2 separate regions of the Homo sapiens genome follow, and region 1 is linked to region 2. A link is a loop called in an ENCODE intact Hi-C map of the cell type or tissue named here. Cell type or tissue: gastrocnemius medialis. All regions are shown on one strand. Links, peaks and the distances in the headings refer to the core of each region. The heading gives the core; the rest is flanking DNA. Region 1 overlaps JARID2 (jumonji and AT-rich interaction domain containing 2). Region 2 overlaps JARID2 (jumonji and AT-rich interaction domain containing 2).

Region 1 (8,332 bases), core at 261-8,260, 74 kb before region 2:
ACATGACTGGTGAAATTCAGCTGGTAATGTAGTTTGGAAACCATAGAATACCTACCCCTACAAGCAAGAATTGTGTGGTTGATAAATGCTGTAAAGAATGTTAAAGGAGTTCCTTAGACTGGGGTATAGGTTGGTCAGAGAAGGCTTTGAAGAAGGTGATATTTGAGAACTGAATATTAGAAAAGCCGGGGAGGTGAATTTCAGGTGGGGAGCAAGCACAAAAAACTTGATTAGGCTGCGGATTGCTGACCATGATAAGAGTTCAAGAAAGAAATAATTGAAAGTCCAGAAGAATGTTCATTGAGAGCACTATATGAACCCTCCCTCCCATTGTGTGGATTTGGTCACTGACTGGATGTCATGCAAAGGGTAGGAGGAGAGAAAACCTTACACATTCCCATTCTGCCCTGTGTGAGGTCTCAAAAGTAGTTAGTATAAGTTATAAAGGAATTATCTGCCTGTACTTTGTATTGATAAGCTACTTTTTAATTTAATTTAATTTAAGTGATACTTTGTTAGAAATTGTCAATGAACTTGATAACATCAAAAAATGCAAGCTGATATTTTGGATCACTAAGGCTGCAATATATGCAGAAATCTTAAAATTTTTACTCAAAGTGATTATGATTTTGTTTTGCCTATTAGGTGATTTTATATCTAATGTTAATACATTCTAGAACTTTCATATGGGGATAAAATACTAATAATACTAATAATTATTCACACACAGTATTTCAAAAGTAATTTTAAGTACAATTTGATTTTAGGTTAGTTGATTTATTTTTGCTTATGTAAAAAATCACATAAGATTCACTGTTGTAACCATTGTAAAGAGTACAGTTCATAGACTTTTAGTCCTTAGTGCATTCCTTCCTTCCTTCCTCTTGCTTTTTTTTTTTTGAGACAGTGTCTCACTAGGTCACCCAGGCTGAAGTGCAGTGCTGTGATCCCGGCTCACTGCAACCTCTGCCTCCTAGGCTGAAACGATTCTCGTGCCTCGGTCTCCAGAGGAGGTGGGACCACAGGTGCGTGCCACCACGCCTGGCTAATTTCTGTATTTTTAGTAGAGACGGGTTTTGCCATGTTGGCCAGGCTGGTCTCAAACTCCTGACTTCATGTGATCTGCCCACCTTGACTTCCCCAAGTGCTGGGATTACAGGCGTGAGCCAGTGTGCCCGGCCACTTAGTACATTTCTGGAACTTTTTCATCACTCTCAAAGAGAAACCCGATATCCATTAGCAGTAGTCCCCCCTCCTTTCCCAGCAACCTCTGGCAGCCAGCAATGTATTTTCTGTCTTTGTGGGTTGGCCTATTCTGGAGACTTCGTAGCAATGGAATCCTGCAATATGTGGCCTCTCTGCCTCCCTGTTTCCCTAGCTATGTTTTCAAGGTTCATCCACGCTGCCCCATGAAATCTTTTTTACGGCTGAATATCCTATTGTAAGTATATGCCATATTTCGTTCATTTATTCATCATTTGATGGACAGTTGGGTTGTTTATACTTTTTGGATATTATGTATAATGCTGCTGTGAACATTTGTGTTCACGTTTTACATGAGTGCCCAGGAATAGAATTGAATAATTCTATGTTTAACTTTTTGAGGAACCCACACTTGGCCTAAGTAGCTTTCCCACAATTGCTGTATGAGGTTTCCCGTTTCTTCATCTTCACCAACGTCTGCTGTTTTTCTTTTTGTTTTTATTATAGTCATTCTAGTGGATTTGTCTTAAGTTCACGTCTATGGAATCTTTAACAAGTACATATATTTTAACTTCCTATTTGTCACGTAGTACATTGTGTTTCATATGTAAGGGAGAGCATTTTTTTTTTAGGCAAATTCATAAATATAAGCTTGAAGTGGGAAGAAATGTATTATAGTTTTATTAATGTGCACATTTTCCTAATGTAAATACAGGAACAAAGTAGAGACAAGCGACTGAGTTGTTTTCATTATCTCATATTTTGGATTCTTGTTATTTATGTTAAAAAGTTTGTTTTTGGGCTGGGCGCAGTGGCTTATGCCTGTAATCCCAGTGTTCTGGGAGGCCGAGGCAGGCGGATCACTTGAGGTCAGGAGTTCAAGACCAGCCTGGCCAACATGGTGAAACCCCATCTCTATTAAAAATACAACATTACCTGGTCTTGGTGGCACGTGCCTGTAGTCCCAGCTACTTAGGAGGCTGAGTCAGGAGTATCACTTGAGCCCGGGAGGCAGAGGTTGCAGTGAGCTGAGAGTGCACCACTGCACTCCAGCCTGGACAACAGATTGAGACTGTCTCAAAAACAAACAAAAAACAACAACAAAAAACTTTGTTCGTTTCACAGTTACTTGGCTATGTGTTCTAAGTACCTTTTGCTCAGTGCAGAGTGAAAGACCATCTCTAGGGAACGAAGCCTTACTGGCAAGACTAGGGGCTGCTGCAGCCAGATGTCCTTCATGGCCTAGGAAAGTCATGCGTTTTTTCATTGAGTATGTAAAGTCTTCATGAAGTACGCTGAATAAGTGCAGCCATAAGCATACATCACATGGGATTTTGCAGTAATGAAGTTAACAATTTTTACAACAGTGCAACTTTGGATCAAATAAAATACAGTACAATTTACACGGGCTTGGTTTCTGAGGCAAATGTGCCCTTATTTTTATGCTCTGAATTCATTCTTAGTCTTTAATCACAGGTTCATTATGGATGTGATTTAAACATTACATGTCAGTGAACATAAATTATAACTTCAAACTGATACTCAAAATGGGTCTAGTGTGGGTCTAGATGGACAACTGTCTTACATGTTCATTTAAGAGGTATTTGGAGACTGAAGCTGTTTGTAAAAGGGAAAAGTCTCTCTAAGCAAATGTTATTTATTGATTTTTTTTTTAATTCGCCAAGTTGAAAGACCCTTGGTCGAGAAATTCTGTATCAAATTTAGGGGAGATAATCAAAATATAGAAAAATAAGAAATCTTTTCTCAAATCTTTAAACTGTAGATGGTGGGATTTTAAAGAAACTCTTCTGTTTCTCCTGCAGAAAGTGAGCTGTTTCCGGATGCTATGTTGTGTCTTTTAGGACGACACTGGCATGCTGTATATCCTTGCAGCAGCCCTCTGCAGACCCACGGACACCCCCTTCTCTTGTTTAAACATCTTCCAGATGTGTTTCTTTGTATCACACTGACAAGCAATTCCACCGTCTTCTGAGTTTACTGTTGTCCATGTAATTTTGTTTATGATGTTTTTGTGCTGGTGGTTTTTATTGTGCTCTGCATTCTGACTCAGGAAGCCCATCTCCTTTTTCTATTTACGGTAATTACTAGAGAGCATTTTATTTTGGCCTCTGGGGCGTGTCTGCTGTGTTTCTTTGTGTGGGCATGTATGTTAAAATTGGAAAGTGTTTTCTTTGAGGTCAGGGCTTTTGTAAGGTGTTCTAAGAAGTTTGTCAAACCCCAACTAGCTTTAAAAAATTTTTTGTTTGTGTAATATAACCTGTTTACTATTTCTGCTTATAAGCGTTTCTATCATCAACTTTAATGTTAGTAGGAAGAAAAACTTTCTCATCTTCATATATTGACTTTAATTAGTGATTAGTTTCTGGTGATGAGATATATTGAATCAAAGATGGTCTGGTTTTTCCAATATCTCCTTTCTGCTATTATTAAATAAATGAAGAATCACAACAGAGTTTCCCGATACTGGTACTAACACACTGTTTTTGTGTTGTTGGTGGATTAGGACTGAATTACCTCTGACTCAGAGATTCAGGGTTAATGAGATTTTCATCATTGAGTTGGGGCAACCGAAGCTTTGAATGGATGATAGCAGATTGATTCTGTTTCTTGAAGCCAGTAGGTGCTCGTTTTATGTTTCAGTGAATGAAAACTTGTGTCCACTGTAACCTTTTTGCTTTTTCTGAGAATAGTGAATTCTCATTTTCAGAGAATTACTGTCAAGAAAAACATGTATCAAGCCATTCCGTGTGCTCTGTTTAAACAGTTACCTGGTTTCCTTAGTTACAAAGGTTTCCCTTCTTTCTCTCTACAGTTAGTTACTAAGCTTTTAACGCGTACCAGTCTTGATGTTAAGGAGTTGTCAGAATATAGATTTTTTCATGCCAGGAGGCTGATTTGGGAGATGGCGGGACTGAATTCTAGAGCAGCCATTCTGAGTTTATAAGATCTCTGGCACAGGCCATACCCCAACCAGTTAAGTCAATGTGAGGGTGAGGAAGTCATTAAGTGGTTTCCAGGGCGGCCATGCCTGACCACTAGTATTCTAGGAGAGTGCTCCCAGTGAGTGCTGCAGAAGCTTGAACACAAACCACCAGCAGTGGTGATAAGAAGACTTGTTAGAAAGGTAGGAATGTAGCTTTCTAGGAAATGCAGTGAAGAATGTTTTAGGGAGAATCTTTGCTTCAGGAGCTCAAGGATTATGGAAGAAGAAATTCAAACCACAGTGTGTAGGTATAGCAGCATGGTGTGACTCGCAGGTTGGTAAATAAAAACTTTTCTGAGTGGGAATGATTTTCTGCAGTCTCCCTGCAAGTCGTAGGGTTTACTCCTTTGGATGTTGCGCTGCTGTATACTTTACTGTCCCAACAGCTTTTCTGACGGTATGTCCTGCCCCTGATGTGGCATCCAGAGGTTGCTCTTCTGGATTCTTCCTGGATTCATTGACTGGAGAGAAAGTTCATTTCACTGCCACACACATATTTTTGATTTGCGGCCGCCTGAAACCTGAATAGTCTTGGTGTTGCTCAGAGAGTATCTCATGACTATATTTTTAGCTACCCGCGTGGGCAGGCCCTAGGCAGTGTCACTTCACTCACTCGGCCCCTCATTTTTCTTATTTGCATTGAAAGCCTAAGTATAAATAAGGCTATCTGTGGGTAGCGGTGGGGGGTGTGTGTTAGAGAGAGGTGGGTAGGGTTGATTATAACCTCAGCGGGTATTAGAATTTCCCCACCAGCAGTGACAGATGGATTTCTTTTTCCTTTTTTTTTTTTATTTGAGATGGAGTCTCCCAGGCTGGATTGCAGTGGCACAATCTCTGCCTCCTGGGTTCGAGCAATTCTCCTGTCTCGGCGTCCTGAGTAGCTGGGACCACAGGCACCCGCCACCATGCCTTGCTAATTTTTGTGTTCTTAGTAGAGATGGCATTTCACTGTCCTGGTCAGGTTGGTCTTGAACCCCTGACCTCAGGTGATCTATCTTCCTCGGCCTTCCAAAGTTTTGGGATTACAGGCGTGAGCCACCACGTCTGGCCGACTGATGAATTTCTAAGTCCTCCACTGTTACATTAGCAAAACCAAAACCTCATCTCTTATGAGTTAGGGCTTGTGATGTCAAATGTAGATTTTCAGAGAATGGCTCTTGAGTAATTTCTCTTTCTATCCAAGACTCTTCTGTGTTAGTCATTCTTTATATTTTATTTATTTCTATTTTATTCCTTTATAATATTTAATTAATTAATTTTTTTTGAGACTGAGTCTCACTGTGTAGCCCAGGCTGAAGTGCAGTGGCATGATCTCAGTTCACGGCAATGCCTCCTGGGTCCTGGTTCAAGCAGTTTTCTTGCCTCAGCCTCCCAAATAGCTGGAATTACAGGCATGTGCCACCATGCCCAGCTAATTTTTGTATTTTTTGTAGAGACGGAGTTTCACCGTGTTGGCCTGGCTGGTCTTCAACTCCTGACCTCGTGATCTGCCCGCCTCGGCCTCCGAAAGTCCTGGGATTACAGGAGTGAGCCACTGTGCCCGGCCTATTTATCTTATTTTTATGAGACAGGGTCACACTCAGTTGCCCAAACTGGAGTATAGTGGCTCAATCATAGCTCACTGTAACCTCAGAATGCCTGTGTTCAAGCGATCTTCTCACCTCAGCCTCTTGAGTAGCTTGGACCACAGGAGTGTGCCGTCATGCCTAATTTTAAGTTTTTAACTAATTTTAAATTTTTGTTGTTGTAGAGATGAGGGTCTCTTGCTATATTGGCCAGGGCTGTCTTGGACTCCTGGGCTCAAGCAATCCTCCTACCTTAGCCTCCCAGTGTGTGAGAATTACAGACATGAGCCACTGCGCCCAACCTAGTCTTTCTTTTTTAAAGCATTGTTTTCCCAAAGGCTCTGAAAACCTTGTTAGCCAAAAAAAGGCACAGCAAGGTCCGCCAACCTTGACTTGACTTCACTCCTGACTTTTAAATCAATACATAAAGGCTTTTGTTTATTTTTTGTTATTTTGCTCTTCAGTAAATTAGGGCACCTAAATTTATATTCTGAGTTTCGATTAAAACCACCCAACTACATTCATGTCTCTGGACTGAACTTTGGTATTTTCTCTAAGGTCTGTAACAGGTAACAGCACATTGAAAAATTCAGTGGAGGTGACTCCATTTACTGAGTTGAAAACCTTTGGATGTATTCGACTCCCTTTTTTCACACACGCCACATCTAGTCTGTCAGCCTTCTCTTGGCCCAGTGTTGTAAATGTTCCAGAATTTAACCAGTTGTCAGTCTTTGGCACCACCCTGGTCCTCATCTCTTGTACAGGTAACTGCCTCAGCCTCCCTTGTTTTTCCACACCACTGTCCCCCATGATTTACCCTCAACACTGCAGTCAGTGCTCAAAGTCTGCTACTTCTTTGCTCCGAAGTCTCCAGTGGTTTCCCATTTAGAGCAAATTTCTTATCTCCCCCACTTCCTCCTCTGTCCTTTCACACACATCACCGAAGTGTAAATGGTAAATTTCTACATACATCCACTTTGCTTATAACACACCTTTTGTTTCTTGTATGATTGCAAACTGTAAGGATAGGAAGAATCGTAACTTTGCTTCTTGATAGCCATATTTGCTTTCCCTAGCAGCTTTAACTTAAAATGAAGTTGTATGTATGCCATACCACCTTTTTTTTTGGCGGGAGGGTGGGGTCAGTCCTCATGGCTTTGGGTAAGTGTGAATTTCTTCATTAAACCCCCAACTGCCACATTATTCCAGCGTCATAGAGCTAAACAACTGCAAGAAACCTCATTCTGCATAAAGGAAGAAATGTTGGAACTGGCTGGGATGCACGGACCAAAGAAGAGGTTCAGTTTTGTTTAGGTAGCTGAAACAATGGTGATTGTTGTAAAGTATTGTTAGAGGTAGAGTTAAATCTTGTCTTTGGATTGGGAGCCCCCTTTTTTTTTTTTTTTTTTTTTCCCTGAGATGGAGTCTTGATCTCCCAGGCTGGAGTGCAGTGGTGTGATCTCAGCTCACTGCAAACTCTGCCTTCTGGGTTCAAGTGATTCTCATGTCTTAGCCTCCAGAGTAGGTGGGACTACACATGTACCAGCATGCCCCACTAGTTTTTGTATTTTTAGTGGGTTCCGCCATGTTGGTCAGGCTGGTCTTGAACTCTTGACCTCAGGTGATCTGCGCCCCCCCCGCCTCCCAAAGTGCTGGAATTACAGACATGAGCTGCCCCACCAGGCCTGGAAGAGGAGTCATTTAATTTGTCGAAAATATATCAGTTTAAGTGTTATTGAGGTCTTCTCTCAGGGTTACATAGGATCATGCATTCTTTGCAATACAGAACGAACAGCCAGCCTTAGGTCAGTAAGTGAAACAGACATAGCTGGTAAATTAAGACTACTTGTTTATTTCTAGGTGCCAACACATTGGTATGAAAAAGAATTGAGAATGGACTTTTTATTCTTGTCTCTTGAGAAAGGCAACTCTATTTACCGTAGCATTACTGTTGAAGTCATGATCAGTATGCAGTTAGTAAACACTGGCATTTGTTTGGACACGGGGTCTGACGATGAGAGCTTTTGCCCCTATGAGATGCTCATACCTTATCAATTAGGGGTGTTGGTAGTTGTGTAGAAATTAAAGCCTGTAAGGGAAGTTAGGCTGATGATAGGTCTTTATGGGCTCTGCAAGGAAATTTGGAGTTTTCTTCTGAGATTCTGGGGAGCCATGGAAAGGCTTCAGTAGGGGAAGTGGTGACATGGATGGTGTCAAATTGCAGCGTGGCTGTGTTTGTAGAGAAAGAACGTGGGGTAGATGGTTGGAATTGGGATTAGTTGGTGGTAGAGACATTTTAGGAGATTTCTTGTCTTTGGAAAGAGATGAGATTTCTGGTTTAAATAGGTATCCAAGGAATTGAGAGACAGACAGGATTACCTGGATTTTGAAAGCAAATGTCAACAATGAGAAAAAAAGTGCCAAGTCCAGTTTCGGTTTCTAGACCAGAGTAGCCAGGAAGGTGGTGTGGAGAGGGTTGTGGTGGGGAGGGAGGAGATTGTCAAGAAGATGATTTAGTAGTTATCAGTATTTAGATTATGATTGGAGATAAGGGGACGGC
Region 2 (8,332 bases), core at 148-8,147:
CTGTGTTTGGGTGGGGCGAGGAATAGGTAGTCTTTGCTTTCTAGGCTATGTCCACTTGAGTAGGGATGGGTCCTTGTTTATCTTTGTATCCCCAATGGTGGCAGAGTATCTGCTGTGGAATAACAATTTGCATGTTTTTGAGTGTGTAAACAAATTCTAAGAGTAGCTAAACCAACTATTAGGAAAAGGAATCTTTTTCTTGTTCTTTTTTTTTTTTGAGGTAGTTGTGGTCTCACTCTGTCACCCAGGCTGGAATGCAATGGTGTCATCATAGGCTAACTACAACCTTGGATTCCTGGGCTCAAGCAGTCATCTCGCCTCAGCCTCCTGAGTATCTGGGACCACAGGCACATGCCACCATGCCTGGCATACATTTTCATATTTTGTAGAGGTTGGGTCTCAGTGTGTTGCCTGGGCTGGTTGCGAACTCCTGGTGGCCTCAATTGATCTTTGCACTTCAGCCTCCCAAAGTGCTGAGATTACAGACCTGAGCCACCGCACTCCACTGAAAAGGAAACATTTCTAAAGGGGTCATCACATTTCAGAGGCAAATACTCCTATTTAGAATTGTTCTGGTCTTTTGCACACTATCATCTTGGAGGGGGTGTATGCACACGTGTGTGTGTCTGAAGTAAAAACCCATTGGATTTGTTTTTTTGAAGTGTTAGGAAAGAACCGAGTACACGTTTTTGGTAGTGATACATACCGTTTTGTCTCCGGCCCTGCGAGAGAGAGAAATGTACACACACGTTTCTACATTCTTTTCCCTGGGTACAGAAACTCCACATCTGACCACAGGGAAGCCAAAATGTACCGTGTAAATTTTACTCCTTGGTACATCTGATTAGTAATAAGGAAGTGTGTATTTCTAGCCTCACAGCAGGCTTGTGAGTCCTCAGACGTCATTATAATATTGCTGAATTGCTAGCAGCCCTCTCTAATTAGTCATGCCAAGAGAAGGCAAAATTCCATCTTCTTGCATGAAGATTCTCTGGTTCTTCCCTTGGTGCCAACTTAGGGTTAACTCCAGCTTTCTGGACTCTTTCAAATATAAAAACATTTAACCTCTGCATCTATGTCCATGATAATAAAATAATGTCTTATAAGGATGCCATTAAATATATCTGACGTTCTTGCTAAGATTTTGTTTTTTCCTTAGGTACAAGATGTACTTTTGCTTCTTTATCTTCCTGGAGTTTAGTTATCAAGACAATTTCTGTGACATTAAAATACCATGTATGACCACTTTATAGAATATTTCAAGTATGTACAATTGACCTCAATGTTAATTCATTTCGTTTACTATATACAAAATGTGGGAAGAAGGAAAACATTTAAACAGAAAACAAGAACCATGCTTGATACTGAGTTATTTTCCTGCTGTTTATATGTGGTTGCCAATTATATGTTGAAATACATGAGGCCTTTTGAGATGTTGCTTCTCTTATATGAAATACTGTTCTGTTGAGTATATAACAGTATAATAGGCCAGGTGCTTTATTGAATTAAGTAAATTGTTTTCTAATATGATTTAAAAAGTGCACTAAGCAAGCATTGGGTCGGGTGTAGTGAGATGTCCATCTGTGAAGGGCTTATTGATAATCTGGTGATGAAATCGCTTTTGTCAGTGCCTACTTACCTGGGGGTTGTGGGACTTGTGGGGCATGCTTTCCAGTCCAAGCCCACTTAAGCTTCTGCTAACTCTTGGGGGAATGAATGGTCTGTAGGGGCTGCTTTGAGTAACTGCACATGATCCAGACCAGTCTTGGGGTACTTTATTATTCTGTCAACTTGGAACTGTGTAGGATGGGATTCTAGCAGTTTCTAAATATATGTTGTTTTCAGAGCCATTCTTTTTCTGGAACATAGTTACAAATTTGTTCAGCCTGTTACTCAGCCCCCAAGAAATATGTTTGCATTCACTGTGACAGCCTGTAGACTATTGGTACCGTGCAGGGCTGTAATCTGCTTGTTGTTCCGGCAAATACCATTGTGTAATGTGGACTGGCACTTGGCCTTTCTGGAGCTTGTAGTTTTTCCCCTTTGTAGGGAGTTGAACTGCCTTTGCCATAATTTCTCTCCTGATTATCATTTCTTATGCCTCCTGCAATTCAGCCTAATTGAACTGTGCTGGGATAAATAGAGCCCTTACAGATCATGTGAATGTGAGATCATCCCATTCCCTAAATGAGGAATCTATGGCTTAGATAGGACTGGGTGCTGTGAGTCTTCCTGATTAATGTTTTGAAATGATTTAGGAACCCAAATGCACGCTGATGTTTTCCATCAGCTGCGATCCGTATGTCTCATAAACGATGCCTTCCTGCTGTTTGGGTTTTGGGAATTGTTTGAGGCCAAGGAGAGGAGGGTATGGCTCCTTCAGCTTTACCCTTCTGAAGGTCATGAGGAATAATTCTGACAAACACCTTGAAGACAGTGACGGCTTGTGCCTTCTGTGTTGCTGTTACCACTGCCTCCACTACTTTTAGTGTAAACAAGCTCTTTACATATTATTCACATTTCTTGGTTCAAGCCTCAGAAGACCAGGATATAATTTTAAATTGCAATTAGTTAATTGAAATTAAGTTTCTAAAGAAAGTGTTGAAGACTCTTATCTTTTTCCCTTTCAATGAAGCAATTTAAGCACTGTAAGAAATTTACAGATGGCAGTTTGGATAATGACCCCATAGATTTTTTTCCAGAGAGGTTCTGTCTCCAGTGTTGTCCCTTTATTCAGGGACATTGAATCAGAGCTGTGAAGCAGTCTGTTTTGTGGTTTCTGTTGAAATCCTCTTAAGCCAAGTCACTAAAGGTATGCCACTGGAAAGGACTCTTATCTCTTGTGAAATAAATCCAGTAGGAAGCCTGTTCTCAGGAATGCCTGGTTAGGTACACAGGCTCACTGTGCTCAGTAGTGCTCCTGCACTTTTGCTAAGCCACTGAGACCCACAGTTCAGCTGGTACCAGTGTGTTACCGGTGGAGGGTGTCCAGGTTCTTGGCGTTTTGAACAAAGAATTGGACAAAACACACAAAGCAATGAAAAAAAAAAAACACAGATTTATTGAAACGAAAGTACACTCTACAGGCCGGGTGTGGTGGCTCCCGTTTGCAATCCCAGCACTTTGGGAGGCTAAGGCGGGTGGATCTCTTGAGGTCAGGGATTCAAGACCAGCTTGGCCAACATGGTGAAACCCTGTCTCTACTAAAAATACAAAATTAGTCAGGCATGGTGGCTCACGCCTATAATCCCAGCTACTCGGTAGGCTGAGGCTGAGGCATCACTTCAACTTAAGAGGCAGAGGTGGCAGTGAGCTGAGATTGCGCCACTGCACCTCAGCCTGGGCAGACTTGGGACTCTGTCATCCTCCAGCTACTCTCACCTTCAAAAACAACAACAACAACAACAACAACAACAACAAGAAAAGTACGCTCCACAGACTGGGAGTGGGCTCGAAGCCAGTGTCTCAGTAGCACTGGTTGCAGAATTTTCTGGGGTTCAAATACCCTCTAGAGGTTTCCCATTGGTTACTTGGTGTATGCCCCATGTGAATGAAGAGGATGAAGTGAAGTTTCCTGCCATAGCTGGAAAGTTTGGAATGTTACAAAGTTATTTACTTGGGCTAGAAGGTTGGCAGTTTTTCCGTTTGATTTAGTTCTAGGAAGTCCTTAGGCTCCTTCCCTCCAGACCCTGTTCTCCTGCTGCAGAAGCACAGGTTTTTGAATAAAGTTAGATGTTTGGTTTGTATCTAAGCTGTTAAAAGCTACTTAAAAGTGTCTGAGCCTCTCTGTTTCCTTGTCTGATAAATGCAACCATTACACCTTATAGCATTGGCTATAACCCAGTATTTCTCACATGTAAGCGTGCATCAGAATCATCTGGAGGACTGGTTAAAACACAGACTGGCTAGGTCCTGCCCTGAGGGTTTTTGATTCAGTTAAGTCTGAGGTGGTGCCTGAGAATTTGCATTTCTAGTATGCTCCCAAGTGATTCTTTTGTTGCTGGTTGAAGAATCACACTTTGATAAGCACCACTCCGAGGGCTCTATGTGATTTAAAGCACGTATTATATTATTACCCTTAAATAATAAGCACCCATTCTATATATAGTTGCTGGGTAAGTGAACAGTGATTATGTCTGTGGTTAAGAATTTTTAGGGCCAGGTAGCCCCATTTCCTTATAGGGACCTTTTCCTTTGTGTGTCCCCAAATGTTTCCTTCCTCAGCTTGTTCATCTGCCTTGTGCAGAGAAAGAAAAGTAATAATGTCTTTCCTTCCCTTGCGGTTTATTTGAAATTATTTATAGTCTAGTTGTTGGCTGCATGCCTCCTCCCCAACCCCCATGTCTCTCTGTGTGTGTGTGTGTGTGTGTGTGTGTGTGTGTGTGTGTGTATAATTTCAGTTTAGGCAGTCGCTTAGGTGGCGTGCATCCTACCTAAGGGCATGTCATCCAAGTGAAAGTCTTTTCCTGATGTAAGCAACTTATTAGAGCAAACAATGTGATTTAATCTTGGATTTCCTTTGTATTAGGCGGTCATATGCTGGCTTTAATTTTATATTCATAAGATGATTCCCAGCTTCCTGTGGGTTGCAATACATGGTGCTTCCCTTGGCCAGGTCGATGCACCCACTACTGCCCACCCACATCAATTGCATCATACAGGACTGGGGATGTTTTTCTCCATTCTTTTGGGGATATGGGGGGAAAATTTGACAGTGCTTTCTCCCTGATAGTTCTTTTCTCTTATAATTAGCATTAATGGATGATACTGTGGCTGACAATAATGCAATATCCATCATACCCCTGTTTTTTAAATTCTTTTAGGCCCTAAGAGTTTTTCCAGTAGCCCTCACTCTCCAGGGTGTGTGTGTGTGTGTGTGTGTGTGTGTGTGTGTGTGTGTGTGTGTGTGTCAGGAGTAGAATAGGGTTGAGAATATGTATGTGCCAGTGTACTTTACTTTCCCTGGTTTCACATGTTTCAGCTTGGCATGAGACAGTTTATACCCAGTGGGGGAATCTGCCCGTAAAACACAGGTACCTCCGTAAGTCTGTCTCCACCCTTCACTGTGTTCCTAACAGTTTTTTTTTTTATTTTTATTTTTTAAACGAAGTTTTGTTGTAGATCAGAGAATGAGAGATGACATTAAATAATACTGTAGCTGTCCCTTGATGCACAGAATTCATGCTTCTGTGATGGACAATTCCATATACTCCTCAATCAGTGACTTATCTTTTAAAATGGAATTTGTTGTATTTTTAGCCTGTGGGGTTGTTTAGGGTGGTGGTATCTTTCAGAGAGTGTTGCACATAGATAGATTACGAGGAGCCAGTTCCCTAGAGGAGCTGATGGGGAGAGAGATTTTCAGAAAATTCTTAGAAGGGCAAATAGGGTCAGCTGTCATCTTTGTTTATTTTAACCACTGTGAAATGTGGAAGAGAATGCATTGGTTTTTCATTGTCATGACAACAGAGGCTCTTCACACCCCTGGGCACAACAGGAAATGAACCCATTCATTTATCCAAGTGTGAGTCTCAGAATCCCATTATGTGAATTCCATGGAGTGTTAATTCAAGTATTTTGATAGAATGTTATTGTGTATTCTCCAGCAGTATTTAATAGTTGCCTAATCCTACTCAAGTCACTAAATACCCTTCTTGATCTGCTGTTTCCTCATCTATCAGAAGGAGATAAGATTTTCATCTATAGGACAGTGTTTCTCAGCTTTCCGTATCTTGGGCCTTAACCTCTGCTGGAAGAGGACTTTGAAGTTTTGCAGTCTATATAACTCATGAAATTTTTGCTTTCTACTTCTCAAGTAGGTTTGGGTTTCCTTCAATAGAAAAATGGTTTGTTACTGCCAAGTGAGAGCCTTAATTCTGGCTAGTTTATTTTTGATTTCTAGAAGCTCTGTTTGGTTCTTTTCAAATGTTAGGTTACACTCAAATGTTAGTTTCAATGTTTGTTCAGTGGTAGTTTCAGTGTTCACTGTTTCAGGTGTTAGTTTCCTGTTTTTCAAACTTGGCTTTTATTTGTTTTAACATAGTCTGATGATTCAAATTACTGACTGACATTTTCCCAGTTGGACATCTGCTGGGTTTTCCTCATGGTGCTTTATTTCCCCTGAATGTGAAAAGTTGTTTGAGGGGGAATTCATTGAGGCCTGAGATGAAAAAACTCTTCTTACAGAGGGTTCATGTATGTTTTTGCTACATACCTTAGGGTATCATCAGTCCAACATTATTTAAACTAAATTCAGGGCTTGAGAGATGATTTTTATATTCCAAATCCTCGTGAGGGCCGCTTAAGTTTTACAACTTCTCAGGAAAGATATCCAGCCTTTGGGAATCCTAGCTGAATGTAAGAAAGTTGTCTCCTGTTAGAGCCCCATTTTAGGGCTTGGAGGGTGGTAGGATGCCACCTTCCTCCCAGTGCCAGTGCTAGGGAAATCAAGTTCAGGTTTGTTTGTGTCAGAAGCACAAAAGTGGGGTCATTTCTCCTTGGGTAGGTCTGGGTTCTAGCTTTTGTTCTTAGAATTTCCATCAGTAATTTCTTGTTTGTTTATTACCTCATTGATGGCTTTAATGACTTGCTTGAATATCTTGGCCTGCTGTATTCCTGGAAATGACTCATGATGCCATGCTTTGCTACATTTTATTTTTTTAATTTTAAATAAATACATTTTACTAATTTGAAATCGAGTAGATTAATAGTATAAGCTGTTTGGCACATTGGAGTTTCAGTGCCTTGAGGATGAATTCCAAATTTTTTTTTTTTTTAAACTTTGAACTTCAGGAGTACAGAGCAAACCAATCCCAAAGCTAGCAGAAAACACAGAAAAGCTTTGCTGCATTTTATGGTTTCTATTGAAATGGGGAAGGTTTTCTTGTCCCCCTCTCAGGGCGTGCGATGGAGGAGTGGCTCACTTCTTCAGTGCCCCGCTGCTCATACCTCTAGGGGAGCATACAGACGGGCAGGTTGTAGGGCTGCAACCCCACAGCAGTCTCTAGGGGTGAATGTTTACAGCTGAAGTCCCAGTGTGCATGTGTTACAGGGTGCTCCTTTAGTTTGCTGTCTATAGGCGGCTTGTGTTAGCTCAATTAGACTCCCTTCCTTGAGGACAGAGGGATTTCTGTAACCCATGATCCTACCCTTGGTGTATCAGAAGAATCGGATCACACGTGGGCTTGGAGAATGATCGCAAGGTTTTATTGCATAGAAGTACCTCTCAGCAGATGGGAGAGCCAGAAGGGAGATGGTTTTCCCCTGGAGGCGGGCTGCACGCTGGTCGATGGCTTACTGGCCTGCCAGTGCTCTTCTGCGGCCGTGCTCTCCACAACCAGCCGCTTGTGTCGTCTTCCGCTGATGTGTTCCTCAGGACGTCCAGCAGCTTGTGTCTATGTCTTGCTAGGGTCTTGGGTTTTTATAGGTTTTCATAGGCCCAGGATGGGGGCGTGGCAGATCAGGGTGGTCTTGGAAAATGCAACATTTGGGCAAGAAGGCAGAAGTGCCTTCCTCACTTAGGTCTTGGGAGTAGAGCCCTAGCCAGGGGCCACGCCCTTCCTCTACCCAGCTTTTCCCTCCCCACCTTCCCTATCATTTAAAGGGACCATGCTCTTCTATTCCCAGCACTCCTGTATCACTTGTTGCCTACCACCTGCGATGCCCTGTTTGAGAAGCATGATTAGAAAAATCCCAGCAATCTTTTCTGTTTCTAGTGGTGTGGACTCCTGCTTGGAAGGCTTTTCTTGTGATTTTTTTTTTCCCCCATAATGTTTATATTCTGTGTTTTCCTATTCAGTTATAATGAGTTCAGTTCAGGGGAGAATGAGGTTCAAGTGGACTGTGCTTCCCTGAGAGAGCAATTGAGTGCTCTCCTGGTCACATAGGTCTTGCACTTCTGGAGCTCTAAATGGAACCCTCCCAGCATATCCAGGTCCTTCTTAGAGCCCGACTGCAGGCCACCCTGTCCTTCAGCCGTGTGATTTTACGGTTTTACTGTTCAGCTTCAGCATAGATTCTACCTGGAAGCACAGGGGTGTGTGGTCATCTTTTCTTCCTGGAAAGGTCCCTTTTGGTGAATGATTGAGTTCCCAAGCCAATTTCTGTCCCAGAGGGAGGTTGTTTCAGGGACTGGTTGGGAATGGCAGTCTCCACTGACTCCATGGTGTAGTCTAGGTCATACTTTATGTTGTGAGGCTGTGACTGGATTATGTCGCACTTCATGAAACCTAAGGCTTCCTGTTCAGACCTGAAAGGCAGAAACTGTGTCTCCTTCATTATCCATTCCCTAAGGTCTGTCCCCTTTTATGTCCAGCTGAATCACACCATGAAC

What was found. A loop is a pair of places that touch in the nucleus more often than their neighbours do. Peaks named below come from ENCODE experiments on the same cell type or tissue, not always from the same donor. Only the 100,000 strongest peaks of a DNase experiment are listed, where the experiment ranks them.
Region 1: it touches region 2 in a loop (2.5-fold over the local background); 6 of 110 quality-filtered maps call a loop at or near these places.

What each region holds. Positions count from the first base shown.
Region 1 is chr6:15,354,730-15,363,061 of GRCh38, forward strand. The region is part of intron 1 of JARID2 (jumonji and AT-rich interaction domain containing 2); the gene reads left to right. Among named protein-coding and RNA genes, the nearest start is that of JARID2-AS1, 110 kb to the left of the region's middle. In gastrocnemius medialis, for the core only: no CTCF peak of the experiment used is centred there; DNase peaks (open chromatin) are centred at 1,089, 1,215, 2,122 and 4,792; H3K27ac peaks cover 4,539 bases.
Region 2 is chr6:15,429,062-15,437,393 of GRCh38, forward strand. All of the region lies in intron 3 of JARID2 (jumonji and AT-rich interaction domain containing 2), which reads left to right. Among named protein-coding and RNA genes, the nearest start is that of DTNBP1-AS1, 110 kb to the right of the region's middle. RefSeq lists a silencer at 3,885-3,934. In gastrocnemius medialis, for the core only: no CTCF peak of the experiment used is centred there; a DNase peak (open chromatin) is centred at 3,190; H3K4me3 peaks cover 480 bases; H3K27ac peaks cover 4,694 bases.